Regions from separate parts of the Homo sapiens genome. Here region 2 is linked to region 1. The links are chromatin loops, found by intact Hi-C in ENCODE. Cell type or tissue: PC-3. All regions are shown on one strand. Links, peaks and the distances in the headings refer to the core of each region. The heading gives the core; the rest is flanking DNA.

Region 1 (15,797 bases), core at 3,744-11,743:
GTACAGTCATGTGACTGTTAGTCAATGAGATGTACACAGAAATGGGGTGAGCAAATCTCCACAAAGCAAGCGCTGTGTGCTTTGCCTCCACTTTTCTTGCTGGGTAGAATGCAGACAATACTGACAAGGATCATACCCTTGGGCAGCAGAGGAAAATAGCTGGATGGAACCTGGGACTTTGTGAATTAATGGAAATTCTTTATTAAAATTCTGACTATTGAAGTTCTTTTTAGAATAGAACAAACTGTTTTTAAGCCATTCTTAATTTTGTATTTTTGCTGTCACATGCTTTCAGATAGTAATTTCTAGTTAATACTGTCTCTTAACTATCAAAAGTGTTCAGTTCTAATATTCAGTCTTCACTACTCCTAGAAAAATCACATACAATCAGAACGAACTTTACTTCCTGTAACTTTGCAGTCTCATTTCTTGTCCTTGTCATTAGTTCTTTCTCTCCTTTCCCTGAAACCTTAGACACTAACTCTGATACCACCTTGCGGGTCTCATCTTGATTATGCCTTACGGTAATTTGGGCTTAGCTTTCCAGATCTCGTATATAATTGATGTGTGCGCTGGGATTTGTTTTCAATAGAACTGGGTTATTTTTCTGTATATTTCCCCCATTTTTTTTCTTGGTTTTTACCTTTGTTTTACTGGAGCAAATCTTCAGGTAACCTCCTTACAGAAGTACATAAGAGAAAGTTTCTGAAAGTCTGAAAATAGCTATATTTTACCATCACACTTGATTGCCAAGTGACTAAGCCTAGAATTTTTCTCAGAGCTTCAAATGCATTGTTTCATTGCTTCTCAGATCTTGTATTGTTGGTGAGATGTCTGATGTCAATCTGGTTCATTTTAACATTATGAATCATAAATATGGTTGTGTTCACTACATCCTAATTATAAAGTTTTAAAAAAATTTCTTGTGTTCTGAAATTTCAGATATAAATTTTTTCAGCATCCTGGGAACCCAATGGGCCTAAAGAATTCTGGTGCTTTAGTATTAAAAACTTTTCTTGTATATTTCCATTGCTAACTTCCTCCCACTCCAATTCCCTCTCTTATTTCCCAGAATATTAGGTCAATGTCAAGCTTCTGGGATTGAACCTCTATGTTTATCTTTTTAAAATTTTTTTCTTTTGTCTTTTTTCTCTTGTTCTGATTTTCTTAGTTTCATCTTCGTAACTGTCTGAATTTTTGCAATTGCATCTTCAAGACAAAATATCTTATTTTGTTCTCCATTGTTCTTTTGTACTTTTCTAGTCTTATTTTTCGATGCAATATCCTCTCAAATTTTCAAGCTAATTGCATAACTAGGTTCTTTTAACATTCTCCTTTTTCTGAATTATCTGTTTCTTCTAAAGTAAATGTTCTTGTTTTAGTTATTTTGTGCTGCTGGTTTTATTTATGTTTTTTGTTATCTTTGGCTGTCTTCTTATGAAGAAGAATAGTGGACTGGGTTGATTTTCTAGGATATAAATTATGAGTCCCCTCTGCTGTTATCTTTTATTTCATGGTGAGGTCTTTCAAACAAATATGGGTGGACCTTGTCTACTGGCAGGCTTCATATTGGCGAGGGCAATAAAGGAAAATGAATTTAGGCTGAAGAGGGGACAGAGCCTCCAAATGCAGAGATGAGGGCTTTATTCCCGGAAGACCTAATTTTATATCTGTAGTTCTTGATGTCTTTGGAGAAGAGGCTTTAGATTTATTTTGTTGTTACTCTTTCATCTTTTCTTTTTAAGTGTTAGGCTGCCTAGAAATGCATGAGCTCCACCCGTACTTTTTAATGAGTTTTGATGCAACTATGTAAAAATTGTTATTTTTTGGCTTCTGGAGGGAACAATGTTTAGACACCTTTTAAGTGCACTTAAAAACATTAAGAAGTAAAAATAAACATTTCAAAGAGCTGAACATAAATGTCATCACAGATACTGCCACTAATTTACTGATTATTGATCACAGGAATCCATCCTGAGCCAGAGGAACAGCAGCACATGGTAAAACACAAACAGTCCAAGGTGTACAAAAAAGCCTTCAGAACATCCACCTGCAGACTGAACACCACATGTTATAGTTAGGAGCATATTTGGGGCTTTGCTAGTTACAAAACTCCATTGGGTTTTCATAAATACACTTTATACTCAAAGCCACTGGAGTCAACCATATAATGACAAGATTGTCTGGAACTGAATGTAATTTATTCATATTGTTTGCAAGGGGAAAGTATTGTACTTAAAATAATTATACTTGTAGTTTTAAAGGTGTTTTTGGGTATCACTATATTTCACTCAGAAAGAGTAAAAGCAGAAACAGAAAAATTTTAAATTGGTTTCCTGTATAATATCTATGCATATACACACAAAACTCTGCAAATGTGTTATTTTTACTTTTCTTTTTATTTTTTGAGACAGGGTCTCTTTCTCTCACCCAGGCTGGAATGTGGTGGTGTGATCACTGCTCACTGCAGCCTCAACCTCCTGGGCTCAGGCAATCCTCCCATCTCAACCTCCCAAGTAGCTGAGACCACAAGTGTGTGCCACCACACCCAGCTAATTTTTGTATTTTTTTCGTAGAGACAGAGTTTTGCCACATTGCCCAGGCTAGTCTCGAACTCCTAGGCTCAAGTGATCTGCCCACCTCAGCCTTGCAAAATACTGGGATTACAGGTGTGGACCACTGTGCCTGGCCAAATGTGTTATTTTTAATATAAATCCACTGTTTATTTTAGGATTCCTCACCCCCTGAATTTAATGTGATTCATTTACCTTAGGCAATGACTTATTTGTATTCACTGACAGGCTGCACAGTGGAAAAAGGTCTTCAGAGTGACTAACAAAAGACCACATCCATCTGTCTACCCCAGTATAATACATGTCTCCTAGACATTTTTCTCTATCCCTACAAGTAAGACAGAGGTACAATCCTATGACTACCCTTTCACTCTTTAATTGATCAAATGAGAAACTTTCTCTTCATGGAAGCATTAATGAAGGAAATTCAAACTGAATTCATCATGTCCAACAAACAATCCATCTTTTTAAATTGAGATATAATTCACATACCATAAAATTTGCCCCTTTGAAGGACACAACTCAGTAGTTTTTAAGTATATTCACAACGCTGTGCAATCATCACCATTATCTAATTCCAGAATGTTTTCATCACCCCCAAAAGTCACTCCCATATCTATTAGCAGTCACCTCCTAATCTCCTTTCCCACTCCCCAGACCGCCCCATCCCTGTCAGCCATCTCTGTCTCTATTGACTTGCCTAGTCTGGAAAGTTCATCTCAATAGAATCATATAATATGTGGTCTTTTTTGATCAGCTTTTTATTTCGCTTAGTGTAATGTTTTCAAGGTCCATCCATGTTGTGGCAAGTATCAGCACCACATTCCTTTTTATTGTCATATAATATTTCCTTATATGGATATACTACCTTTTATTTATCCATTCATTTGTTGATGGATACTTGGGTTTTTTCCATCTTTTGGTTACTATGAATGATGTTGCTTTAAACATTTGTGCGCAAGTTTTTGTGTGGACATATGTTTTTTTTAATTTCCCTTGGGTATATGCCACCTAGGAGTTAAATTGCTGGGCCATGTGGTAATTCTATCTTTAACTTTAAGAAAAATTTTTAAAGCACATTTAAAACTTTTTACTGTATATACTGAGTGGAATAATTTTTTGAGCAACATTACCAAAGAGAAAAAAATGTTCCAAACATAAATAAGTCTCATTATGACAGAACTTTGTAAAAGATGCTGTTTACTTTGTTTTTTTTTTTCAATCTGGACAACAGAATTATGACTGTACTATGTATCTATAGGTAATAATACCAGAAAGGCATAGGGCTTTATAAGGAAAAAAGTCAGTAGAAAATGCTTAAATGCTTACTTAGAATCTGAAGATATTACTTTGAAATACCTAAGATTACTCTTAGTATTTGCATATGCTTATTTATCACAAAGTATATACAATGAAGTCTTACAGTCAACTTTCAATTCTTCCTCACACAATATGTAGTACTTATTCTAGAATAACTACAAGTATAGTCTGTCCTTGTCTGAATTTTTTTTTTCTTCTAGGTTCTGCTGATAATTCTCAGTATTTTATGTCTTTCTTGTCCTGAGCCATGTTTCACTGACAAATAACATTTCCAGAGACTTTATTCTCTGTGTCTTTCAATTGCTTAGATTTCACTTTAAATACCAGAAGTTTCTAGAGAGGATTCTTTTTCTCATTAGGCCTACAAAATTCTTGCTAACATAAGAAAGGCTGTTCACACTCTGTTAACATGGCGCTGGAGCTGTGTAAATTCCTTTTTGTTGAGCATTCTTCTTTCAGTGGGTCTCAGTCTTGGCCATTCTGTGATGAAATGCTGTTTTAGCCTCTTGGTGAGAAGACTGACGTACAGAATGTGAGCCCAGCTGGAAACATCCTTCACAGTACTGAAATACAAGTGCCAAGTCCAAGTACTTTCTGGGTAACATCACCTACCCTCCCTGGCTGTGAAAGCTCAGAGATAAGAGTTTCTAGCTGATCATTTTGCAGTGGATTTTCCTTCCTTAAAAGGAAGGATTTTTTTTCTAAAGAAAAAATCTTTTCTGATTTTTTTCTAAAGAATCAAAATTTATAGTTTAAAAAAAAAAAGTACAGAGGAAAAAAATTTAAATACTTTTGGAATTGAATGTTTCCCAATCATTTTTTTAAATGTTGTCTTCACTTTTTTTCTTCTTTAACTACCAATGCCCATGTAATTTTTTTTCTTTCATGAGGCATCAGTATTCCTTGCCTAAAGACAGTGTGTCTAATGAGTGACTAGAATCAGGTAAAGAAGAAACTTCTCCTGTCTTGAAGGAGGCGTGTCTGTTGGGGAGGAGAAAGGAGTTTTCCTTGCTTGCTATACACTGAAGACTGTTCCCTTGCCAAGTATACTTTCATCGTCTTAGATAAATCGTAATTGCAAAATCGAAGGAGAATTTGCAGACTTTACTGTGAATGACCTTGTTGCTGCTATTCTGTGGTGTCAATGTAACAACATAGACAGACTTTACAAAATATCATTTTTTACTTTACTTTTTTACCCCTGTAGGCTTTACAAAATATCATTTTTTTACTCTACTTTTTTGCCCCCGTTATCAAACCAAGGGTAAAGGAGTCATTTACTTTGGTGACACCTACAGGCACATTCAGATAAAAACATTCTCAACCCTCCTTTGTAACCAAAACACTCTCATTGGTCCAGTCAGGAACCCCTGTGTGGATTCTGAATGGTAGTTAGTGGACATCATCTCAGATTCATTTGAGTCTTAAAATACATCAGTTTGTCTCCAAAAGTCATCTTCAAATGTTGAGAAATTTTCATTTGGCTATTTGGGTTTGATGCTGAACTACAACAATGTAAATGTCTTCAGCTGGCCTATGCCTCATTCCACCAGCATAAATGTTGCCTTTTACAGGCCATGACTGGATGAGCAGAAACTGCTGAAGTCTCTCTCACCAAAATCTCTCTCACACACGCCCCCCTGCTACCATCATACTTCCTGGGCTATAGAAGCTGAACCTGTTCCAAGATGTAACAATTAGATAAAATGATGAACTCCTCAAAAGTGGCCCGGATTCCCAGTGTTGGAAGACTATAGAAGACCACTGGGATTGAGTAACCTTGAAAGAAGTTCACTCAGACAAGCTGTTCGCACATCTGAGTGATCCCAGTGCAAGTCAAACTGTGGGGTGGCAGGTATAACAACAACAGGCAAAAAGAGCAGAAGGAAATGGGTTCACCAGAAAGTGCAACTCCTGCAGCAAGGAAATGACCAGGAAACCCACGATAGTGCCCTATTAAAGAAAGAGCCTGCCATGACAGAGAGCCCATGACAGCCAAGTAAGCTCTACAAACAGTACCAGCTAAGTACATGAGACTCTTTTTGCCTTCTAGGTCTTAATAGGTCTTAATCCTCTGTCCCATCTAGCCCTGGAAGATCCAGAGGCACATCACCACCATGACATCTTTCATGTCAGAAGGATATGGAACAAGAAAGAGAGGAGAGACTCACCACACCTCTTGCCCAACCTTCTAGGTCAGGCCCAAAAGAAAGGGAAAAGCTTTAAACTTGATATCACAAGTTTAGTTTAGACCAGACTGCGCTTTTAATACCTGAAAAAAATGAAACTGAAAGTGACCATAAAATATCATGAGGAAAAAGGAAGGAATATCTAACAGAGAGGTTTGCAAAAGTGGTAGGAGAAAAATGAAGCTATTTTCTAATTTTATACTGCGGAGTCTAGCCCATTAGGTTGTTGATCCAGTTGGGATTTTACTTTCTAATATCTTTTTAGTGAACAAAGCAGGTAATATTAGGCATTGCTCAAGTGAAAAATATATTGCGGGGGGGAGGATTTTTTTGTCCATGTTCAAAATTCAGGAAAATATCATAAAGGGTATATCTATATTAAAGTCTATTTACCTTGCTTATTTATAGTTGCAAATTTACATAAACCCCATTTAAAATTTTCTTCCACATCATGTAGAATTTTGCCTCTGTTCAATGAGGACGGCAAACTGCAGGGACGTCTTCTATGGACTCTTATTTTGCCCCCTTCAACCTGACTTTTGATCCTCCAACTTCTCCTTGCTCAGAAGCGAGGTTTTCAATGTTTGACCCAGTAAAATTTAGTATCAGTAGTCTGAAGCATCTGCTTCTGTGAAGGCTAATTTATCTTTGCTGAAGACCTCATGAGTTTCTTATCCCTGACCCTCATGAGGAAGTTCCCATGGTCAGAACGCACTACTGTGTCTCCAAATGGCTTTCCTAGGAGACTGTCTTGCTTGCTGATTTACACTGATCAGACATGAGGATTCTGAAACTTCACAAATATTTATCAAAAGGATTTACAGATGCTTAGTTTTTATAGCTGCTTGTTGATGCAACTGCCACATCAGCTGCCTAAAAAATAAAATGGGTTACTCATCAGACAGGGACATAAATGATGAAACACAAAAGGCCCACTAATAAATTATACAACCTCCTGTGGACCATGGCACAATGAAGGCAAGGATCCAAGAAAAGGTTTCTTGAATTGTTTTTTGTCCCTGGCAGGGTGAATTAGGTTGTTCAGGTAAGAGTCATGAATACAAGAATAGGGAGGGAGTGCTTTCAAGAACTGATTTATTGATAGGAAGGACCAGGAAGTGGTGATATTTGTTGCACAAATATCTCCTTCCTTGTTCTTTGCCATACACAAGGACTGACCACACTCCTGAGTCACCCAATAGCTACTGCTTTCTTGTTCGCCTGTCTCCCATCTTTCCAGCTTCTTCCACTATGACTCAGGCAACCCTCCAGATTCAAAGACACAGTGGATGGGGTAGAGCGATTTTTGTGTGTCCTTTTCTCTCTCCTGCATCCCTCTGAGCACATCATTGCCTTACATATCACCACCACAAGACAGGAAAGCCAGGGCCCATCCAGTGCCCACTGAAGGTGGCTGAATATACCTGGAGCACAATTCTGGCCTGGCTGGAAGGTGAAGAGTTAACAACAGGAATAAGCAAATCTGTCCATTCCTGAGCATGTCCTTCTCCCATCCTCCCACTCTGTCCTTTACTCCATCCCAACGGTCTTCTTAAAAGGCACCTCTAGGGAAAAATCACTACCAACATCTCTAAACCAACTAAACTCATCAAGAGGGTCATCCTCACACATATTACTGTCTAAGCAACTATCGTGCCTTGGGTAACATGAGCTTAAAGGGAGCTGCAATACAGCATCTTAGGGGTATAATCATTAAAAGAAAAAAATATGTTGTATTACTTCATTTTCTGTTGCTTAGCATATGAAAAACTGGGTAATTTATACAGAAAATGAATTTATTTCTTAGTTATTCCTTACCTGAAAAATCCAAGGTCAAGGGGCCATATCTGGTGAGAACCTTCTTGCTGGTGGGCATTTTCTGAGGAATCCCAAGGCCACACAGGGCATCGCATGGTGAGGGGGCCGAGTGTGCTATCTCAGGGCTCTTTTTCTCTTGTGAAGCCACCAGTTCCATTCCCATGATAACCCATTAAAACCCACTACCCATTAATCCACTAATCCATTCAGGAGGGCCAAGACCTCATGATCCAATTACCTCCCAAAGACCTCATCTCTCAGTTGGAGGTGAGGTAATCACCACTATATTGGAGATTAAATTTCAGCATGAGTTTTGGAAGGGAAACTATTCAAACCATAAAAGGTGTTTATTGGAAAAAGCAGAATTATTAAATCAAAAATAAAATTTGAGAGTAAGCATATAAAATGTTCTCATACAGCAGATACTAGAAACAAAAACAAGAGGAAAATCATTAAGAAAAACAGGTGACGATGTTATTATGAAAAACCAAAGATTGAACAAAATAATAGATTGCCTATCATGTTACATACAGCTGAAGAACTGGAAGATTAAGTAGAAGAAGCTCGCCTTGTCAAAGGTGGCTACAGTGTATTCCCCAAAGTATTGCTTAATCCATCTGAAATAATTTTCTTTTCATTGCAATCCAATGCAATCTCTTCTTTCCAGGAAATCACTTATTTATTCTTGTTATTCAAATCACAGTCAAACTACCTTCACCTCCAATTCACATTATTGAACTGGAAATATAATATACCAGGACCTAGCATCCGCATTCAGACAGAATATTACCTCACAGATTTTAGATTTTGGGTAGGTTGATGGTGGGTGCCTGACTACATTTGTGTAAATAGTGTCAATCCTGGTGATTGTCTCTAATCCAAGATGGTTTTGTCTCCAAAGCTAGCAACATTTTCATTTCTAGGAATTGAAATCACCACTGGTCAACACTCTATCTTTCCCACAAGCCACCCCCCGCCCACACACCTCAGAAAATGGCAGACACATTGCTAAATGAATAAAATATAAGTCCCTTTTCATCTGATACTGTTATATAGAATGAGATTTGACATGTTTAAGGAAACATCTTTGCTAGTGTTAAAGGCTCATTCCTCAAAAATGAAACACAATGGACAGTTTTAAGAGTTTGAAATATTCATTTTTTAAAATATCAGGCACATAAATCAATTTGAACATGTTTGAATTTATATACTCTTTTGGTTTGGAGGGAAATAATTTGTACCAGGACTATGTCCAAGTCCTACATATAGCCTCAATACTGGTTTGAAATGCCTTAACAGGCAGGGTCTCACAACCTCAGCCCCACCACCCAGGTACTGCAGGTGTTGTCACGAGTAGCTGTTGGAATTACAAAAATATTTTTCCGGAAACTACAGAATGTCAAGTTATGCCTTTGAAATTGTGGCATCAGATACAATACATAGCAGGAATTCTCAAATAAAAAATGTCGTATTCATTTCATTCACAGAAGTTTATTAAACACTTCCATGGGCCAGGCACATTTTATATAGGAAACATGCCCATAGTCATTAAAATAATTTATTTGGAAGAAAGATTTTAAAGGAGGAAAATCTCATACTTCAGTTGTTTTAAAATCACAAATATGACAGCACTGGCTTTCAATGCAGTTAATTTTAGTCCCTAATTCACAGATAATGATGGCACCTTAAACATGGAAATGTTTTTCTCCAGAAGAAACTCTGAAATGGACTGGAAAAGTACTGAAATACGTATCTTGTGTAAGCAATTAATAGGAAATGTTGCAAATCAGGATCAGATTTGTGCTGTCCTTTTGCTTTTTACAGTAAAATATAATTTATAATCCATGTATAAAATGCTGCTTTTGCTATGCATGGACAAGTGGATAGAAGAAACTACTCAGTCATGTGATGCTTCTACCAATAAGGCTTTTACAATATGTACATTCTATATCTCAATGATTGATACAATTTTGGAAAGAGAAGAGAGAAAATAAGGATTTAATTAGTCTGTGGGTTGAGTAACATCCAAGGATTAATACCTCTGCTTGAAGAAAGGGATAATTTTCTGATGACATCATTCATTACAACATGCAGGGTATAAAGAGAGGACACTTCAGTCATTAGCCATGCCCTATGAAATGCAGAGACAACTGCTTGCCTCATTTGCTCATCATCAAGTTTTGGCCTTTAAAGATGTTCAAAACTGACTACTTAAGGCATTTAAAATTAAACACTTAGCCTCGACCCCCCTCAGTTGGCTTAAAATCTTAAACTTCTTCTATCTGGCAACTAAAAATATTAAATAAGAAATGTGGCTGGGCATGGTGGCTCAATCCTGTAATCTCAGCACCTTGGGAGGCTGAGGTGGGCAGATCACGAGGTCAAGAGATTGAAACCATCCTGGCCAATGTGGTAAAACCCCATCTCTACTAAAAATATAAAAATAATTAGCTGGGCATGGTGGCACACACCGGTAGTCCCAGCTACTCGGGAGGCTGAGGCAGGAGAATCGCTTGAACCTGGGAAGCGGAGGTTGCAATGAGCCAAGATTGTGCCACTGCTCTCTAGCCTGGCAACAGAGTGAGACTTGGTAAAAAATAAAATAAAATAAATAAAATAAAAAAAAAAAGAAAGAAAGATAGACAGACAGACCAGTTTTTAAAAGGAAAAATGTGGAGACAAATTTAAACCAACTTAACATAATAAACACAACCTAAAGAAATGAAAAGAAACTGAAAGAACAAAAATGAATAAAAATTAAACATATAACAGATATAATAGAGATAATCAAATGCCCAAAGGCTGATTTTTAAAGAATAGAAAATTTTTTAAAATCACATCATCATCTCAATAGATGCAGAAAAAGCATGTGACAAAATCAAGCATTCCTTTAAGATTCAGACCCTCAGCAAAATTGGCATAGAAAAGACATACCTTAAGGTGATAAAAGCCATCTATGACAAACCCACAGCCAACATTACACTGAACATAGAAAAGTTGAAAGCATTCCCCCTGAGAACTGGAACAAGACAAGGATGCCCACTGTCACCACTTCTATTCAACACTGTACTAGAAGTCCTGGCCAGAGCACCCAGACAAGAGAAATAAATAAAGGGCACCCATACTGGTAAAGAAGAAGTCAAACTGTTGCTTTGCTGATGGTATGATCATATACTTAGAAAACCCTAAAATCTCATTCCAAAAGCTCCTATAACTGGTAAATAAATTCAGCAAAGTTTCAGGATGCCAAATTAATGTACGCAAATTGGTAGCTCTGCTATACACAAACAGCGACCAGGCTGAGAATCAAATCAATAACTCAATCCCCTTTAACAATATCTATAAAACATATAAAATACTTAGGAATATACCTAACCAAGGAGGTGAAAGAGTTCTACAAGGAAAACTACAAAACACAGCTGAAAGAAATCATAAGATAACAAAAGCAAATGGAAACACATCCCATGCTCATGGATGGGTAGAATCAATATTGTGAAAATGACCTTACTGCCAAAAGCAATCTACAAATTCAACGCAATTCCCATCAAAATGCCACCATCATTCTTCACAGAACTAGAAAAAAAAATTCTAAAATTCACAGGGAACCAAAAAGAAGCCCAAAGAGTCAAAGTAAGACTAAGCAAAAAGAACAAATCTGGAGGCATCACGTTATCCGACTGCAAACTGTACTATAAGGCTATAGTCACCAAAACAGCATGATACTGTTGTAAAAATAGGCACATAGACCAATGGAACAGAATAGAGAACACAGAAATAATGCCAAATCCTTACAAGGATTTGGCCTTTAAAGATGTTCAAAACTGGCTATTTAAGGCATTTAAAATTAAACACTTAGCCTCGACCCCCCTCAGTTGGCTTAAAATCTTAAACTTCTTCTATCTGGCAACTAAAAATATTAACTAAGAAATGTGGCTGGGTGAGGAGGATCACGCCTGTAATCCCAGCAGGTTGGGAGTAGGGGACTAACTGATCTTCGACAAAGCAAACAAAAACAAAGTGGGGAAATGACACCCTTTTCAACACATGGTGCTGGGATAACTGGCAAGCCACATGTAGTAGAATAAAACTGGATCCTCGTCTCTCACCTTAGACCAAAATCAACTCAAGATGGATCAAAGACTTAAAACTAAGACCTGAAACCATAAAGATTCTAGAAGAAAAAATCATTCTAGATATTGGCTTGGGCAAACCCTTCATGACCAAGAACCCAAAAGCAAATGCAGCAAAAACAAAGATAAATAGATGGGACTTAATTAAACTAAAAAGCTTCTACATAGCCAAGGAAATAATCAGCAGAGTAAACAGACAACCCATGGAGTGGGAGAAAATATTCCCAAACTATGCATACAACAAAGGACTAATAGCCAGAATCTACAAAGAATTCAAACAAATTAGCAAGAAAAAAAACAAGCAATCTCATCAAAAAGTGGGCCAAGAACATGAATAGACAATTCTCAAAAGAAGATATACAAATGGCCAATAAGCATATAGAAAAATGCTCAATATCACTAAGTACTAGGGAAATGCAAATCAAAAGCACAAGGAGGTACTACCTCACTCCTGCAAGAATGGCCATAATTTAAAAATCAAAAACTAATAGATGCTGGTGGGGATGTAGTGAAAGGGGAACATTTTTACACTGTAGGTGGGAATGTAAACTTGTACAATCACTATGAGAAACAGTGTGATTTAAGATTCCTTAAAGATCTAAAAGTAGATATACCATTTGATGCAGGAATCTCACTACTAGGTATCTTCTCAGAGGAAAAGTCACTATACAAAAAAGATACTTGCACACATGTTTATAGCAGCACAATTTGCAATTGCAAAAATATGGAACCAGCCCAAATGCCCATCAACGATGAGTGGATAAAGAAAATGTGGTATATATACACCATGGAATACCACTCAGCCATAAAACGGCATGAAATAATGACATTCACAGCAAGCTGGATGAAATTGGAGACTATTATTTTAGCTTAAGTAATTCAGAAATGGAAAACCAAACATCGTATGTTCTCACTCATAATTAGGAGCTAAGCTATGAGGATGCAAAGGCATAAGAATGATACCATGAACTTTGGGGGACTCGGTGGGGAAAGGGTGGGAGGAGAGGGAAGGATAAAAGACTACACATTGTGTAGAGTGTACAGTGCTTGGGTGACAAGTGGACCAAAATCTCAGAAATCACCACTAAAGAACTTACCCATGTAACCAAACACCACCTGTTCCCCAAAGACTTACCAAAATACAAAAAGATGGCCAGGCACGGTGGCTCACGTCTGTAATCTCAGCACTTTGGGAGGCTGAGGTGGGTGGATCACATGAGGTCAGGAGTTGAAGACAAGCCTGACCAACATGGTGAAACCCCATCTCTACCAAAAATATGAAAAATTAGCTGGGCATGGTGGTGGGCGCCTGTAGTCCCAGCTACTCAGGAGGCCTAGGCAGCAGAATTGCTTGAACCTGGGAGGTGGAGCTTGCAGTGAGCCGAGATCATACCACTGTACTCCAGCCTGGGCGACACAGCGAGACTCTATCTTAAAAAAAAAAAAAAAAGACTAAAAATAAATAAATAAATAAATAAATAATAAAGTTAATGAGGCTGAGAAACCAGAAAAAAAAAAGACAGACTCCAGTAAGATTGAACAAGACGACCAGAGGAAATTCACAAACATTGGAAATGAAACGAGGGACACAGTGGCAAAGATTGAAAGGGTAGTCTGAACAACTTTCTATCACTAAATTTGAAAACTTAGCTAAAATGAATAAATTCTTTAATAATTTAACAAAATCAATTCAAGGAGAAATGCAAAAAGACACTGAAACACACAAGTTAATAAAATGGATCAGTTTATAATAATTCTACAAAAAAACACAAAGACTAAATGACATGACACGCAAGGTCTACCAATCATTTTAAGGTCCATATAATATTAACCCTAGAAACATTAATCGAGAAAGTAGAAGAGCAAGGAATATTTCACAACTTATTTTCTGAATCTAGTAGTAAAAACTTGATCCTAAAACCTGAGAAGGTTTCTAAGTGAAAGGAAAATTACAGTCAAATTCATTCTGAATAGAGATGCACCAAAATGGAATTCTAGCAAACCAAATCTAGTAATAAATACAAAAGGCAAAACATGTTGACTAATTTGGTTTTATCTCAAGAATGGAAAGTTAGTATAATAAAATCAATGATTCAACACATTAACAGGTTATGGGAGAGAAATTACACAATCATTTCAACAGGTACAGAAAAAGTATTAGATGAAATTTAGTACCTATTCATGATTTTTCAAGAAATTCCTGGAAAACTCAGAATAGAAAGGAACCTAATAAAATATTTCTACAGAAGCCTGTGGTAAACATGGTACTTGATGGGAAAATGTGAAAGCATTTCCTTCATAAGAGAATAAACAAGACCAGCATGCCTGCTATTATTCCATAAAAAGCTAACAATTGTACAGTACTGATGCTATGCCAAACAGGGCTCTAAGTGCTTTGCATTTAGGCAATGGATAGAGAATGTGGTGGGGTTCAAGACTCTGACTTAACTTTCTCAGAAATGCAACTAGCAACTAATTTTCTGGTGACTTATGGATACTACTAGCATCTCTAGAAGAGCTGCTTCAAGCGAACACTACCACCCTCCCAAGAATCTCTGCAGTGTAAAGTGAATCTTGTTGTTTATTGTGCGAGATTAGGCAATGCAATATTTCTGATGAAAATTTGAACTCTTTGGAATTAGACTGGCTTCATTTTCTGAAAACAGCAATAGTGATCTACTTTACAGCAGAACACAGAGAAAATCTGTCTGTGTGTGGTCAGTACTTTCTGGTCCTTTAAGGAAAAACAACATACAACACTAAAATGTTGTACCTCCCACTTTACAGTATTTTAAAAAGGATCTCAGAAAAGATCATATGTAAACACAACTGGTTAAATTTAAGATGGTCAAAGGATTGGATATTCTGAATTTTTTTTTTTTTTTTTTTTTTTTTTTTACTGTATCCCACTGCCTGCCTAGCCCCAGAAATACAAGGAACTCAGAAAAGAAAGGGAGGGAAGAAGGAAGGAAAGACTGATTCGATAAGCTAAGGAAAAGTAAAGCAACAACTATTCCTCTTCAATTTTATTTAACCTTTTATAATACTTGATATTTCAGATGCTGGGAAATGTGTCATATTCAGTTTGATTCAATAAATGTGTGTTAAGCACCTACGATTAGGCACCGTGGTAGGCACTGGGTATAGAGATGAAGAAGGCATGAGATATTCCCTGGAGAGATGTGAGGTTAATGGAAATTGGAAGCATGTGTATTTCCCTCCAGGCAACTAAAAAGGTGCTTTGCAGACATCTGAACACAGATCAAGAGACACTTTCAAAAATATGAACACTGCATGTAAAAAGTTGAATACCAAAATGAATTTTCTGTCAGCATCAATACAACAAACCTATTCCTGGCTTATGAAGAGAAAGAAAAAGGATCAGACTCTAATACAAAATAATTTGAAGAATAATTAAAAATATGACTGATTTGAAGAAGAACAGCCTTATCTACATTCACCTGGTCATTTGGGGGGAAGAAATATATGTATATATAATGTACTATTACAGGAGACTGCCTTTTCTAAAAAGTTGGTTGTTTTGTTGTCAATGTCGTTTGAGTTCAGCTGCACATATTGGATTGGTGACATGACCCTGAGCATAGCAATTCAGGCTCTGACCAAACAGAGCTGTCATGACCAAAATGATAATCAATTACCAAGGACATAGTGAAGAGATGTCCACACTGGACTGGCTGCAGGACGTAACAGAGAGGGAATTCTGCGAAGTTAGAAGACTTGTTGGTTCTAAGCCTAAATAATAGCTA
Region 2 (15,797 bases), core at 2,900-10,899, 66 kb after region 1:
GCAAAGTAACTCAGAAGTTAAGCAGGATAAATAATAATATTAGCTAATGTTTAAGAAGAAAGGGGGAAGATCTGGTAAATGAGGACAGAAGCAAGGTAAACTATAAGTGATATAACAACAAAGAAAGTGTCATCATACATAGAAAGATCAAGGACAGAACAGACTATAAAGTTGCATGTTATCATTACTATTTTTTTAAAGTGTTATGGGAACAAGAATTGAACGACAGTATCATGAATAGCATTGTAGATTAGATCAATGATTGTTTTTCTTAAAATTGACTCTAATACCAATGTATTTCCTTGTTAAGGTATGCTGGCTGAAGGGTACTGGTGTTTGTCCTAGAAGGTGCTCTGAGAGATTCTCTGTTCTTAGTTCTTATTAGAACTAATACGTTCTATGATCATGTCCTGCAGGGCCTAGCGGTGCCAGGAGGCTGTGCGGCACATTATTGTTGCTTCATGTTGAGCAAATCTACACAGGTGTGGGTTAATCCAGTTTGTCAGGTGTTGCTAATGTGATCGGTGAATCTGACTGATGTGAATTCATTCCAAAAGCCTGGCAGAATTTTGGAGAAAGAGCTAAGTTGCACATCGATATTTTTAAACCATTTTGTTTAAAATGCAGGAGAGACTGGTTGCAGTGGCTCATGTCTATAATCCCTGCATTTTGGGAGGCCGAGGTGGGAGGATGGATTAAGCCCAGGAGTTTGAGACCAGACTGGGAGACATCGTGAGATTCTGTCTCTACCAAAAATACAAAAATTAGCTTGGCATGGTGGCACAGCTGTAGTCTCAGCTACTCGGGAGGCTGAGGTAAGAGGATCGCTTGAGCCCAGGAGTTCGAGGCTCCAGTGAGCAATGTTTGCACCACTGCACTCCAGCCTGAGTGACAAAGCAAGAACCTGTCTCAATCAATCGATCGATCAATTAATCAATAAAATGTAGGGGATACAACGTCTTAAGTCATTTGAAACTTCCAAGTCACATGTATATAGTCAATGGTGTGGTCAGCTTAGATACGAATATTGGTATTAGGAAGAATATGTAGCAAAGACATGGAAAGAACAAAATAAAAGGACTCACAAGGAAATCCTGCTACACTCTAATCACTGGAGTCACATAAGATGTTGCTGACAATGGAACAACATTAGGAAAATAACATGCAGAATGTGAACAATTAAGCAAATGTCAAGTGCAGAGGGCCAACCCCTATAAAGAATAAATAATTGGTGAAGCATTTATTTCTTTAGTACCCAAGGGGAAAATAAATAGAAATGGAAGAAATAGAACTTGCTCAAAAGTGGTTTGGCAGTCTGAAGAGCAGCTGGATTTAATTTAGCTTTCCCAAGAAAAGAGAGGGATTTGGAGTTAACCCAACTTGACTGTTCAGATTAACTCAGCTTTTATACATTCATTCATTCATTCATCAACAAACCTCCACCAAGTGGCCACCACACACCAGGCAGACAATGTGCTAGGCTTTAGGGAAGCCTGTCCCCATGCCTCCCCTCGGCTCCTCTCTGCCTCTTCCCCATCCTTTCATTTTGACACACTAACTCTTCCCTGAGGAGAAAGTATGCAGCCACATTCCACACTATTCAATTGTTAGACCACCTAGGATAATCTGAATAAACATAACCTATAACCTAAAAAAGTTCAATTTTTAATGCATCAGTTGGAATCAAGTTCTATTTCTTAGTTAATCAAAAAGTAAGTCTCAAGAGATTACTTCTACTTTTGACCTAGTCCTGGAGAAGGCTCTAAGATACTAAAAGGGAGTTAAAGAAGCCCAGTGCCTGCCATTGAAAGGCTTCCTGTCTACAGTTTAAGCAACCAGAGAATACAAGATCATTTAAAATGAAGAGGCAAAAAAAAAGATAGCCTAGAAGATAAAATATTAGAGGCTGGGTATGGTGGCTCATGCCTATAATTTCAATCCTTTGGAAGGCCAAGGTGAGATGCCAGGAATTAAAGAACAGCCTGGGAAACATAGCAAGATGCTGTCTCTAAAAAAAATATCCAGGCATGGTGTTCAGTGCCTGTAGTCTTAGCTACTTAGGAGGCTGAGGCAGGAGGATCTCTTGGGCCCTGGAATTCGAGGTTGCAGTGACCTATGATCACACCACTGGACTCCAGCCTGGGCAACAGAGTGAGAACCTGTTTCAAAAATAAAATAAAATAAATATTAGAGAGAGGAAACACAAAATACATACATCTTTGCCTATCTTTCCTAGCTAGTTTGACATTGCAAGAACTAAAAGAGAAAGTAGCAGGCACATGTGGGTTATCAATGCCATTCGTCAAAAGTAATAATTGGCAGTTAGTATCTACTCTTCTTTGTGTAATGTCTTCCAGGATGTTGGGCACATATGAATCAGGTGTCTTCTTTCCATTCAGTGGTGTTGAGACATCTATGCATCTGGCTATTTCAGATAAGGACTGTGAGTGTGGAGTCTTGATAAATTTACAGCATTCTGGCCTTTTCAAAAGAAAGTGAGTTTTATTCCAGCAGATTCAGGGTATAAAGAGAGCTGCCGCCTATGCCCCTGCCATAGACCCTAGATAGCTGCCTTCCCCCACCCATAGTGATGCCTTTAAGTTTGAGCATACACCCACATAATCAAAAAGTATAAACAAAGAATCAAGTCTGGTGAGGAGACCCCAGCCTGACTCAAAGGCTTAAGTAGCAGCCAGTGGATTCCTGATGCTTCAGACAGGAGGAAAAAAAAAAAAAAAGATCTATGGTATATCTATCTCTTGTGCCAAGCTAGATTCAGAATCTCGAAGAAACAAAAAAGTCCTTATTTCATGTAAAAGTACACCTAACCTAGCCAACCCTTAACTAGGATTTGACAACTCCTATTATGATAGAGCCTCAAATAAAAAATTATACTGTCATCTGAAAGCATGCACAATTAGAGCCAGATATTGAAGATATAGTTACAGTTTATCTCAAAGGGATTAATTTAAAATACCAGGGAAAGGTCTGATTGCTATGTTTGGGGTGCCCTGACCCCAAGACCTACTATGAAATCAAAATGACTCACCTAATTCTCAGATGAGAATCACATTGCGAGTAGAGAAATTCCAGACTCAGTGCTCTGAAGACAAAAATCTTAAAAGCATGACTATTAAGAGTTGGAAGAACATTAGAGTTTCTACTGTATCTACCATAATCTTCTATTTAATGTATCAATTCTCACTACAACATTCTAGAAAAATGGTCCTCAAGTTTATTTGAACGAGGAAATGATTATCTTCCAACACAATGTTTACGTGAAGAGAAATCACTGGGTGCCTAAAATGATGTGTATTGCTTGATGTCTTTTCCTCATCCTAATGATAAATAATCATTTTTTCGTACCTACGTGTAGAAGAATAACCTATGCCCCTATATGCCAAGAATTTTGATGCCTTCTTACCCTGCCTTTTCCCAGATTATATGAGCCAGTAAATCCGTCATGTGCCTAGCCTATCCATTCACACTAGATAAGGAAGAGATTTATAGAGAAAAAAAAGAATATCACAAGTGTCAAATTAGTATCCACTTTCCAGTTCCAAAGTAACTAAAGATTCCGTCTATGTTAAGTTAGAACCATTCATATTGATTGTGTGTTGCCTTACATACATATTGTTCTTCTTCATCTTTACATCCACAGAGAAGAGTCATAAAATGATACAGTTAAACAACTGGAAAATTCCTTAGTTGTCATCTACTTTGGCCATGCAGAAGAAAATAGAGAGATTTAAAAGAGAAATCCTGGGTAAAATATTTTACAAGGAAGAAATAGAAAGAAAAGGTGATTACATCAGATAAAACTGGACCTACTTATAGAAATGTGAGCCAAGGCCGGGCACGGTGGCTCATGCTTGTAATCCCAGCACTTTGGGAGGCCGAGGTGGGCAGATCATGAGGTCAGGAGATCGAGACCATCCTGGCTAACATGGTGAAACCCCGTCTCTACTAAAAATACAAAAAATTAGCCAGGCGTGGTGGTGGGTGCCTGTAGTCCCAGCTACTCGGGAGGCTGAGGCAGGAGAATGGCGTGAACCCAGGAGGTGGAGCTTGCAGTGAGCCAAGATCACACCACTGAACTGCAGCCTGGGCGACTGCAGCCTGAGCGACAGAGCAAGACTCCATCTCAAAAAAGAAAGAAAAGAAAGAAAGAAAGAAAGAAAGAAAGAAAGAAGAAATGTGAGCCTAGAGAACTGGGAAGTTCCACATTTGCAAATCAGCCACCCAAATTAAAGGGCACAATTAAGACCAACAGAGCTAACAATCAAATACCAAGTAATATGCCAAGTACTTCACAGGTATGAACTCATTTAGTCTTTAAAATAACCTTATAAGATAGGTTCCAAAATTATTTCATTTTACAGATAAAAAATGTGGCTTTGAGAAATATGACTTCAAAATCTACACTCTTAAATTCTGTCATGTCTACCCATAGATACTGTGGTACAGCACTAAATTCAGTTCTGAGATCCTGATGTCAAAAAAAAAATGCAGAAAACAATGATTATGTTAGCATTTTGATTTTCCAACAAATTAAATGGGACCTTCAAAAGAGAAAAATTTTGAGACCAAGATTCAGAAAGAATAAATCATGCCTGGCCTTATGTTACAAATAGTGGATGTATTAACAGGCAGAAAAGAGTTTTCAACATTTTTTTCATAATCTGTTTCTTGTATAATCCTCCAATTAAAGCTGAGGACACAGTGGTGACCTGGAACCCAGCGGGTTTTCCACAAGTGAAGAAGGCACAGAGGCAGAAGAATAAATAGGTCCTCCAGCAGAGGGTCCTTTGTTTGCAAAAGAAATTTTCCTCATCTGGCTCAGTTTAACTTAGGAAGCAAGCCTAACAGGAGAGAACAGAGATCATGAAACTGATTAAAGCTTCTCTTGTGCTGCTTCATGTTCAGGATGAGATAAATGAGATAAATGAGAATAAAATCTGCAATAAAACAACCCGTTGAGGTAGCAATATACCAATTAAACTAAAACTCTTCTCTTGAATTGGGTTCAGCTGCATCTGTGGTAATTCTTATTCTCCTTTCTTCCCTGCGCCACTGCAGGGCACAGAGTTCCCCCTGCACCATGTCCACACACTGCTTTTCTGCATTCTGCTTATGTTGCTATAATCCAGATAGTTATTCATTCACAAATATTTATTGAGTCTCCATTACATGGGGTCCCCAAAGCTAATGGAAGAGTTAGCCTTCAACAACTACCTACATCTGCTCATACCATCCCCTCTTCTCGTTACTATGAAAAAATGTTCTATCAAAGCCCAATCACCCAAGTTTGTATTCTGAATTTTTTTGTCCTCCTGTTTCTCAGAAACCTTCCTCATCCACTATCTCATCTCTGTCATGATCGTCAAGCTTTTCTTTTCTATAGGATCATGCCCTATAACATACAAACATCACTTTCATAAAATTCCTGTCTTTACCATCATCTTCTTAAAGTTACCCATCTAAGTGTCAACTCCCAGCTCCACCCAAGCTTTTTAAAGAGGTATCTACACATCCTTTCTTTGCTTTTTTATCATACAGTCTTTAATCTAAATTACTCTTGATCATGGTTATTTCCCAAAGATGGCCCAAAACAATTATGCTGGTTCTTGTATAAGCAGACTGCTCCTCAATTCAAACAGTAAAGTTTATTACCTCTGCCCTTGACTCGGGTCTGAACCTGTGACTATTTTGGTCAATAAAATACATTGGAAGGGCTGCTATATACCTTGACCTGGCAGCTTCTGCTTTTCTTGGAGTGCTCCAGGAAGCAGCACTCTATCTCAGAAACTAGCCACCATGCTCTGAGAACCCACGCTACATGGAGTGACCATGCATAGGTGCTCACCCATCTCAGGGCCTATGTGTCATCTATTTACTCTTCCAAAGAGACTCGTCTGTTTTCCTGCTCTACATCTCAGTAGTTCCACTCATCCTTCAAATCTGAAATTAAATATTATTTTGTAAGAGATGGCTTGATTTGAAATACTCCAACTCAAATCAAGTACCAGTATTGTAATTTGTCATCAAACATTATATTTCTAATCCATAGTATTTATCAAAATTTGTAATGGATATTGTATTTGTATTTTATATCTGTCTCCCCTAACAAACATAATCTTCATGTTTATGTTGTTCACCATCATGATAGGCAGCTTTTCACATGGCTCCCAGTGATCCACAAATCCTGGTATTCATACTCTTGTATCATACTCTCCATTTGAGCATGGGCTGGACCTAGTGACTCACCTGAAATAAATATGTCAAAAGTGATGGAATATCATTTCCATAATTAGGTTGTAAAAGACTGTGAGTTGTGTCTTGCTAGCTGACTCTATTAGCTTCTCAAGTTGCATGCTTTGACAAAGCAAGCTGCCAAGTTGAAAGGATGCAAATGGCAAATAATTGAGGGCAATCACTGCCCAACAGCCATCAACAAAGTAAATCCTGCCAACAATTATGTATGTGAGTTTGGAGGCAGATTTTTCCTCAGTTAAGCCCAGTGGACCCCTTAATTTTAACCTGTGAAATAGTGGTCCCAAGTAAGCCATGCTCAGATTTATGGCCCATGGATACTATGAGATAGTAAAGAAGTGATGTTTTAAGCCACTAAGTTTTAGGGTAATTTGGTAGGCAGCAATATAATCATTGTGTCTCCAATACAAAAAAAAAATAAATTTTATTGTCATGTTTAGAGCTATTCTAAGCACTTCATATGTATTTATTCATTTAATCATGACAACAACCTCAGGAGATAAACACAATTATTTTCCTATTTACATATGAGGAAAGTGAAGCAGAAAGGTTAACTGCCAAAGTTCACTCAGCTAAGTAAGGATTAGAGTGAGTGCTCAGATTAGATATTTTAATACATAATCATTAATTCATTCATTTAGCAAATGAACGAATAAATGAATAACCCTATTGCTCTGAAAAGCAAGAGAATAAATATTTCAGGGACTACTAAAACACTTTTAGCACTTAAAAAAATTCAGTGAAATTAATCAATGCCCATGTAATGGACTCTCAGTGTGTGTTAGTACTTTGTGGCCCTGTTGTTGGCATAAAATAGCTGCTCCCTTAATCCAATATGCACTGTAAATATTACGTGTACTTTATGCTATCTACAGGTCGGTTTAGGAAATCACGCAGAAGAATCTGGTCATTAGCCAGGATGTATGGCACGAGATTTATGGCTGAGACAGGTGAATCTGACCATTTTATTCGACATAAATTACCAGCTTCAGCTGTAAGCAAACCACTTATCTATGTTGAATAGCTAATGGACAGTTTATAGGATATCTTCTTGTTTCCCATTCTGTGCTGTGCTATGTAATGCCAGCACCTTCACACCAGCAAGTTGGATCATGTGGTTCATATCGGATGACTTCCTTGCTATGATTTAGGTGTGGTTTCCAAATAATATAGTTCCAGAATATGGCTTGACTCCAAAGACTGAGACCAGCCTGATCACACATCTTTACCATATCCCTTATTAGAAGCAAAAATGAACCCTCAACAGTGATCATTTCAAAAGTTTGATTTGAATAAAAGAGAAATGGGTGGGACTAAATTCTTCAACACTAATCCTATTTTACCTCCCGGGATTCTGTGGGTGTTTGGGCAGTAATGTAATAACAAATATGCTGATATGTGTCTGAAAAGAATGTTACATGACCATGAGTCATTATGCCCATTGCTTCAAGGCTGTTTAGGTAGCTGGCAGGAAGTAGTATGTGTCTCCAGAGCATAAAATTGGCCGCAAAGTAGGTAGGGCCTATGAAAATACTGATGTAATGTAAACATTGTATTTCTAAACTATTTACAAGGTCATCCCTACCCTACATGAGAGGTCAGCTCTACCACTAAGAGGTCCCACATGGACTTCTACAATATTCTTTGGGTTTTGGCACTTTTGCAGCACAGCTCACTTCTGAAGTGTGTGGGAAAGGCCGAATAAAGTCATCAAAAGAACCCTTGATTTAGAGTTCATCTGTGGGATTTTCATTCAAGTCAGTTCACTTGGCTATAGTTTACTCAAAAATGAAAATAATCTTAGACCACCTTTTTTTTTAGGATTAGCCTCCTTTCCACAGCTTGATAGAATTCCCAGTGATGATAAACTATCTCTTTCTGATATCTCTCAGGGGCAATTTCACTCTGAGAGACAACATTAGCATATCACCCCATGGTCACCTAAACTTGCCCAGAGATTTTTCAATATCTACACCTCTCTTCTAATTTACATCCTAGTAACTTCAAACTGTGTGGAAAATAAAAAGTAGCATCTCCTCTCCAAAAGTTTGGGGACCGCTACCCTTAATAAGAAAGCATATAGGGAAGGAATGGCAATCACTTATGTATAAATCAGTTAACCTGATTATCCACCTTCTACAACACTCCTAAGACAATGTGTTTATTCTTACTTATAGTGAGACTGCTTTAAATTAAGAAAGGGGCCCTGCAGTAGCAGTTAATATTTATTAAACATTAATTTAATCCTCACAATAACCTGGAAGTAACGGATTTTACAAATGGGGGTTCTCAAATACAAAGAAGTAACTTTCCGAAGATCACGTGGCTCACATTGATAGAGTGATTGAACCACCTTAAACCAGAGACTTAGCCACACCTGAATCTAACTCAAGGAAACATCTCATTCTTCAGCATGACAGGCCAGGTCAGGATTGAGAGGCTAAAGTTTAAATCAGGTCCTCAGCTTCCTTTCTTAGCATGTTTTTCCCACCTCAGCCATCCAGTCCTTTCCCACACTCCAATAAGTCTGTTTTCCAGAAAACACAAGTTACCAGTCAGGATATGTTAAGATAAATCATTGCTTTGCCTCCCCTGAGGATATTTGCATTTAAAACACCTTGCTCTATTTTTCAACCTAAAAGTTTCTCAGCAAGTTGCCATTAAAGAAATTTTAGACATCTATCAGCAAATGTGGAGGAAAGAATGGGCCAGAAATGTGTAATTAAGGCAGAATTTTCCTTCATGCTTCAGAAAGCACACCACATGGAGCTACCAATCCGCTCATAATTTCTTGTCCAGAGATTCCTACCTTGCTGCTAAATGAGGAATAGAAATTGCATCCAAGTCTGTTAAAGTCAGCTTTCGTCCTTTGGGGTTTTTTCCCCAAGTTGGTGGATGGGGGGCTTTTAGCATTCCTCAGCCACTTGGAAATAGAAAGACAGTGCACACATATCAACTTTGTGAACTTTAATTCAGGAAGGAAAAAGGAAATCTACCAGAAACATGAAGGACACTACCTCCTGAGGAGGAGAATATAGGCAAATGGCCCCTATATAGGTACAGCTGATAAAATTGACTGAAGCCCTAGTATGTGAGAGAGGCAGAGAGCCTCCCTCTATGACTCACCTTTCCCCTAAGGATCTGAGCAACCCAGGCCAGGGAGAGCATTTTGTTTCTCCTAAGCTCTGGAGCTAAAATGGGGAGAAGCTTGGACATACTGTGAGAGAAAGACATTGGGAAAAGCTGTAGACATTTTCCCAGGCCAGAACCAAGAGGAGAATGTCATTTTTATTCTGAGTGCATACAAAATCAGCCATTCTTCGGTAACACAGCATCATGGCTGCACAGGCATTTTACTCTTGGGCCAGAGATTGCAGCACCTGCTCTGAAGCAGGGTAGGGGCCTCCACAGCTAGGACTGTGGAAAGTACCTCAGGAGTAGATCCTGGAATTGTGCTCTCCCCCATCACAGGTGTGGAGTGGGAGGAGAGCTGCTACCACTGCAGTTTTTTGGGGTGATGAGATTTGCAGCCAGGGCCACCTTGGTAACCTGAAACTGGTCTGAGTGTGCCATTGCTGTGTGCACCAGCCTGCTCCACTGAGATCATGGTGAAGCAGGGCCCTCTCCACTCTACTCCCAGGCAGATCTCCAGGCATTTAGACCATTTCCTCACCTGGATCAGCAGCCTGAGATGGCCTAACATTGGGGCCCTCTCCACTCCACGCGCAGGCACAACTCCAGGCATTCAGAGCACTTCCTCACCTGGGCCAGCAGCCTAAGTTGCCCAACCTTTCCTGCACAGAGATCCTGGTCCAGGAGGGCCGTCTCCACTCCATGACCAGGCAGATATCTAGGCATTTGGAGTGCCTATTCACCTGGAGCAGTGGCCTGACCCACCCCACCCTTCCTGTGTAGAAATTCTGTTATAGGGAGACCTTCTGTGCTTCAAACCCAGGCAGATCTGAAGGCATTCAGAGCACCTGCTTGCCTGGTTCAGAAGCCTGAGCTGCCCCACCTGCCTGCACAAAGATCTTGGTGTAGGTGGTGGTGGAGGGCTTTCTTCTCTATGCCCAGGCAGATCTTGAGGCATCTGGAGCACTCACTCTCCTGGATTAGTTGAGGCTGCCTGCTTCTCTATGCAGAGAACTTGGGAATGAGGAGATTTCCCAACGCTACACCTACACACACCTCTGGGCACTTAGTCACCACCCACTGGATTCTTCCTCAGAGCTGGTGCTTGTGCCTGCCATTGGGGGACCCATAGATGGATACGCCTGGTCTGGCTCTGACCATCTTGGCCCCCTTTCTCCTGCAGCTGAGCAGAGAGCTCAAACCACTGTGTACTCCATGAATCAACCCATTTCCTGAGGCAACAGAGAGTTTCTTCCAGTAAACAAGGATCAAGTATATACCCAGCATGTTGGCCACAATCTGGCTGTTAGAAGCATGATATCCTGGCTTATAGGTTGAACTGCACAGCCCAACATAAATCCTGCTAACAAAAGTACATAGGATATAGAAACAAAGCCAAAAGACTCTACACAGCATTTTCTACAGTTACACCCTCTATGGAGGAGGAGAAAGGGAAAGGGAAATAAAAAAAAATTACAGGGAAGGAAAAAGAGAAGAATCCTACCTGCATGAAATAATTATAAAAATTAGAAGTTCCAGTATCTCCAGATAAGAAGGAACTAGTGCAAGAATTCTGATACCATGAGAAATCTGAATATACTTATGCCACCAAAGAATCACACTAGCTCTCCAGAAATGGTCACTAACCAAAATGAAAACTCAGAAATGACAGATAAAGAATTCAAAGCATGGATTACAAGGAAGAGTAATGAGATCCAAGACAAGGTTGAAAATCAACACAAAGAAACTTCTAAAGCAATCCAGGAAATGAATGAAGAGATAAACATTTTTAAAAGAATCAATCTGAGCTCTGGGATTGAAAAACTCACTTTCAACCAGGTATTGCGATACACACGTATAGTCCCAGTTATTTTGGAGGCTGAGGCAGGAGGATCACTTGAGTCCAGGAGTTCAAGGCTGCATTGAGCTATGATTGTGCCACTGAACTCCAGCCTGGGAGGCAGAGTGAGACCCCATCTCTAAAACAAAAAGAAGAGAAAAGAAGGGAAAAGAAAAGAAAATCTTACTTAAGGAATTTTAAAATACAATTGAAAGCTTTATCAATAAACTGGACAAAGCAGAAGAAAGAATTTCAGAGCATGAAGATCAGTCTTTCAAGCTGACAGATAAAAATAAAGAAAAAAGAATTTTAAGAAAAGAACTGTTAGAGAAATACAGGATTATGTAAACCAACCAAACCTATGACTTATTGACATTCCTGAGAGGGAAAGAGAAAAAGTAAACAACTTCAAAAACATAGTTTAGGGAATAATTCAAGAAAGTTTCCTTCATCTTAGTAGAGAGGTAGACATTCAGATACAAGAAATGCAAAGAAAACCTTCTAGATATTATACAAAATAAACAGCACCAAGGCATATAGTCATCAGACTGTCCAAGATCAATGTTAAAGAAAAAAATCCTAAAGGCAACTAGGAAAAAAAAGGTCAGATCATGTACAGGGGAACCCCATTAGGCTAACAGCAGACTTCTCAGCAGAAACCTCACTATCCAGAGGAGATTTGGGGGCCTATTTTCAGCATTCGTAATGACTAGAAATTCCAACCAAGAATTTCATATCCTACCAAACTAAACTTTATAAGTGAAGGAGAAATAAAATCATTTCCAGACAACTATGCACTAAGAGAATGTATTACCACTAGACTGGCCTTACAAGAGATCCTTAAGGGAGTTCTAAACATGGAAATGAAAGAACAATACCTGTGACCACAAAACACACTTAAGTACATAGACCACATACCCTATTAGGCAACTACACAATAGAAACTACAAAGCAACCAGCTAACAACTTCACAGTAAGATCAAAACCTAACAAATCAATATTAAACTTGAATGTAGGTGGTTTAAGTACACCACTTAAAAGGCACAGAGTGGCAAGTTGGGCTAAAAGAAATAAGACCCATCCATCTGCTGTCTTCAAGAAACCAATCTCACGCATAATGGCACCCATAGGATCAAAGTAAAGGGTTGGAGAAAGATCTACCACACAAATGGAAAACAAAAAAGAGCAGGGGTGACCATTCATATATTAAATAAAATAGACTTTAAATCAACATCAGTAAAAAAAAGGATGGGGGGAGAAAAAGAAAGGCATTACATAATGATAAAAGGTTTTAATCAACAGGAAGACCTAACTATCCTAAATATACCTGCACCCAACATTGGAGCATACAGATTCATAAAATAAGTACTTCTGGACCCATGAAAAGACTGAGACGGCCACAAAATAATAATTAAGGACTTCAACATTTCACTGACAGCATTGGACAGATCATTGAGGCAGAAAACTACCAAAAAATTCTAAATTTAAATTGAACACTTGACGAATTGACACTAATATATATCTACAGAATACTTTGTTCAACCACAGACTATACAATCTCCTCATCTCCACATAGAACATACTCCAAGATTGACCACATGCTTGCCCGTAAAGCCAGTCTCAATGAATTTGAGAGAAAGGAAATTATACCAGCAATCTCTCAGACAACAGTGGAATAAAGATAGAAGTCAATATCTTTATTGATCCCTAAAAAACCATAAAATCCCTAAATCCCATAAAATCCATAAAATCCTAAAAAACATAAAACCCTAAAAGGGATTTAAAGATCCCTAAAAAACCATACAATTTCATGGAAATTAAACAACCTGTTCCTGAATGACTTCTGAGTAAACAACAAAATTAAGGCAGAAATAAAAAAATTATTTGAAATAAGTGAAAATAGAGATACAACATACCAAAGTCTCTATGATGCAGCAAAAGCAGTGTTATGAGAAAATTTTATAGTGCTAAATGCTTACCTCGAAAGCTAAATCTCAAATTAACAATCTAACATCACACCTAGAGGAACTAGAAAAACAAAAACATACTAACCCCAAACTGGCAGAAGAAAAAAAAATAACTAAAATCAGAGCAGAACTGTACAGAATTGAGACCCAAAAAAATCATACAAAAATTCAACAAAACCAAAAGGTGGTTCTTCCAAAGGATAAACAAGATTGATAGACCACAGGCTAAATTAACAAAGAAAAGAGAAAAGATCCAAACAAGCACAATCAGAAACAACAAAAGTGAAATTACCATCAATCCCACAAAAATACAAAAAATCCTCAAAAACTATTATGAAAACCCCTATGCACACAAACTAGAAAATCTAGAGGAAATGGATAAATAACTGGAAACACACAAGCTCTCAAGACTGAATCAGGAAGAAAGCGAAACTCACAACAGACCAATATCAAGTTCTGAAATGTAATCAGTAAGAAAAAAATCTACCAGCCAAAAAAATTTCCAGACCAGATGGATTCACATCAAAATTCTATCAGATGTACAATGAAGAAATGGTATCAATTGTACTGAAAGTATTAAAAAAAATGGGATGAAGGACTTCTCCCTAATTCATTCTACAAAGTCAGTATCAGCCTGATACCAAAACCTGGCAAAGACACAGTGAAAAAAGAAAATTACAGGGCCATATCCCTGATGAACATAGATGCAAAAATTCTCAACAAAATACTAGCAAACTGAATCCAACAGTATATCAAAAAGTTAATTCACCATGATCAAATAGGCTTCATTCCCAGAATGCAAAGGTAGTTCGACATATGCAAATCAATAAAGGTGATTCACCACATAAACAGAATTACAAACAAAAACCATATGATCATCTCAACAGATATGGAAAAAGCTTTCAATAAAATTCAACATCCCTTCATGATAAAAACCCTCAACAAACTAGGCATTGAAGGAACATACCTCAAAATAATAAGAGCATCTATGACAAACCAACATCAGACTGAACAGGCAAAATTTGGAAGCATTTGTCTTGAGAACTGGAACAAGACAAAGAAGCCCACTCCCACTATTCCTATTCAACATAGTACTTGGAGTGCTAGCCAGAGCAATCGGGGAAAAGGAAAGAAATAAGAGGCATCCAAATAGGAAAAGAAGAAATCAAACGCTCTCTCTTCTGGAAAATATGAGTCTATATTTAGAAAACCTTAAAGACTCTGTCAAAAGGCTTCTGGAACTGATAAACTACTTCAGTAAAGTTTCAGGATACAAAATCAATGTACACTGTACGTCAGTAGCATTTCTATGCACCAATAATGTGCAAGCTGAGAGCCAAATCAAGAATTCAATCCCATTTATAATACTCGCAAAAAATTAAAATACCTAGGAATACACCTAACCAAGGAAGTGAAAGAGCTCCATGAGGAGAACTACAAAACACTGCTGAAAGGAATCATAGATTACACAAACAAATGGAAAAACATTCCATGCTTCTGGATTGGAAGAATCAATATTAAAATGGACATACTACCTAAAGAGATCTACAGATTCAATACTATTCCATTAAACTACCAATGTCACTTTGCACAGAACTATTAAAAACTATTTGAAAATTCATATAGAGGGCCGGGCGTGGTGACTCACGCCTGTAATCCCAGCACTTTGGGAGGCCGAGGCGGGCGGATCATGAGGTCAGGAGATCGAGACCATCCTGGCTAACACGGTGAAACCCCATCTCTACTAAAAAAAATACAAAAAATTAGCCAGGCATGGTGGCAGGTGCCTGTAGTCCCAGCTACTCAGGGGGCTGAGGCAGGAGGATGGCGTGAACCCAGGAGGTGGAGCTTGCAGTGAGCCGAGATCGCGCCACTGCACTCCAGCCTGGGTGACGGAGCAAGACTACATCTCAAAAAAAAAAAAGAAAAGAAAAAAAAATTCATGTAGAACCAAAAAAGAGCTTGAGTAACCAAAACAATCCTAAGCAAAACAATCCTAAGCAAAAAGAACAAAGTCAAAGGCTTCACAACTTCAAACTATACTATAAGGCTATAGTAACATGGTACTGGTGCAAAAGCAGACTCTCAGAGCAATGGAATAGAATAGAGAACCCAGAAAGAAAGCTGCAAACCTACAGTCATCTGATCTTTTACAAAGTTGACAAAAATAAGCAATGAGGAAAGGATGCCCTATTCAATAAATGATGTTGGGATAGTTGGCTATCCATATACAAAAGAATGAAACTGGATTTCTGTTTTTCACCATATTCAAAAATTACCTCGTTAGATTAAAGACTTTTTAATGTAAGACCTCAAATTATAAGAATCCTAGCAGAAAACCTAAGAAACATCATTCTGGACATTGGCCTTGGGAAAGAATTTATGACTAAGCCCTCAAAAGCAATTGCAACACCAACAAAAAATGACAAGTGGGAAGTAATTAAACTAAAGAGCTTCTGCACAGCAAAAGAAACTATCAACAGAGTAAACAGACAACCTACAGAATGAGAGATAATATTCAGAAACTATGCATTCAACAAAGGTCTAATATCCAGAATCTATAAGGAACTTAAACAATTTTACAA

What was found. A loop is a pair of places that touch in the nucleus more often than their neighbours do. Peaks named below come from ENCODE experiments on the same cell type or tissue, not always from the same donor. Only the 100,000 strongest peaks of a DNase experiment are listed, where the experiment ranks them.
Region 2: it touches region 1 in a loop (7-fold over the local background); 4 of 110 quality-filtered maps call a loop at or near these places.

Annotation. Positions count from the first base shown.
Region 1 is chr7:17,526,021-17,541,817 of GRCh38, forward strand. All of the region lies in intron 1 of LINC02889 (long intergenic non-protein coding RNA 2889), which reads right to left. Among named protein-coding and RNA genes, the nearest start is that of LINC02889, 25 kb to the right of the region's middle. In PC-3, for the core only: a CTCF peak has its summit at 5,172 (motif pointing left); a DNase peak (open chromatin) is centred at 7,171; H3K27ac peaks cover 2,037 bases.
Region 2 is chr7:17,592,717-17,608,513 of GRCh38, forward strand. No RefSeq gene overlaps it. Among named protein-coding and RNA genes, the nearest start is that of LINC02889, 42 kb to the left of the region's middle. RefSeq lists an enhancer at 6,142-6,643. In PC-3, for the core only: no CTCF peak of the experiment used is centred there; DNase peaks (open chromatin) are centred at 6,265, 7,165 and 7,755; H3K4me3 peaks cover 886 bases; H3K27ac peaks cover 3,566 bases.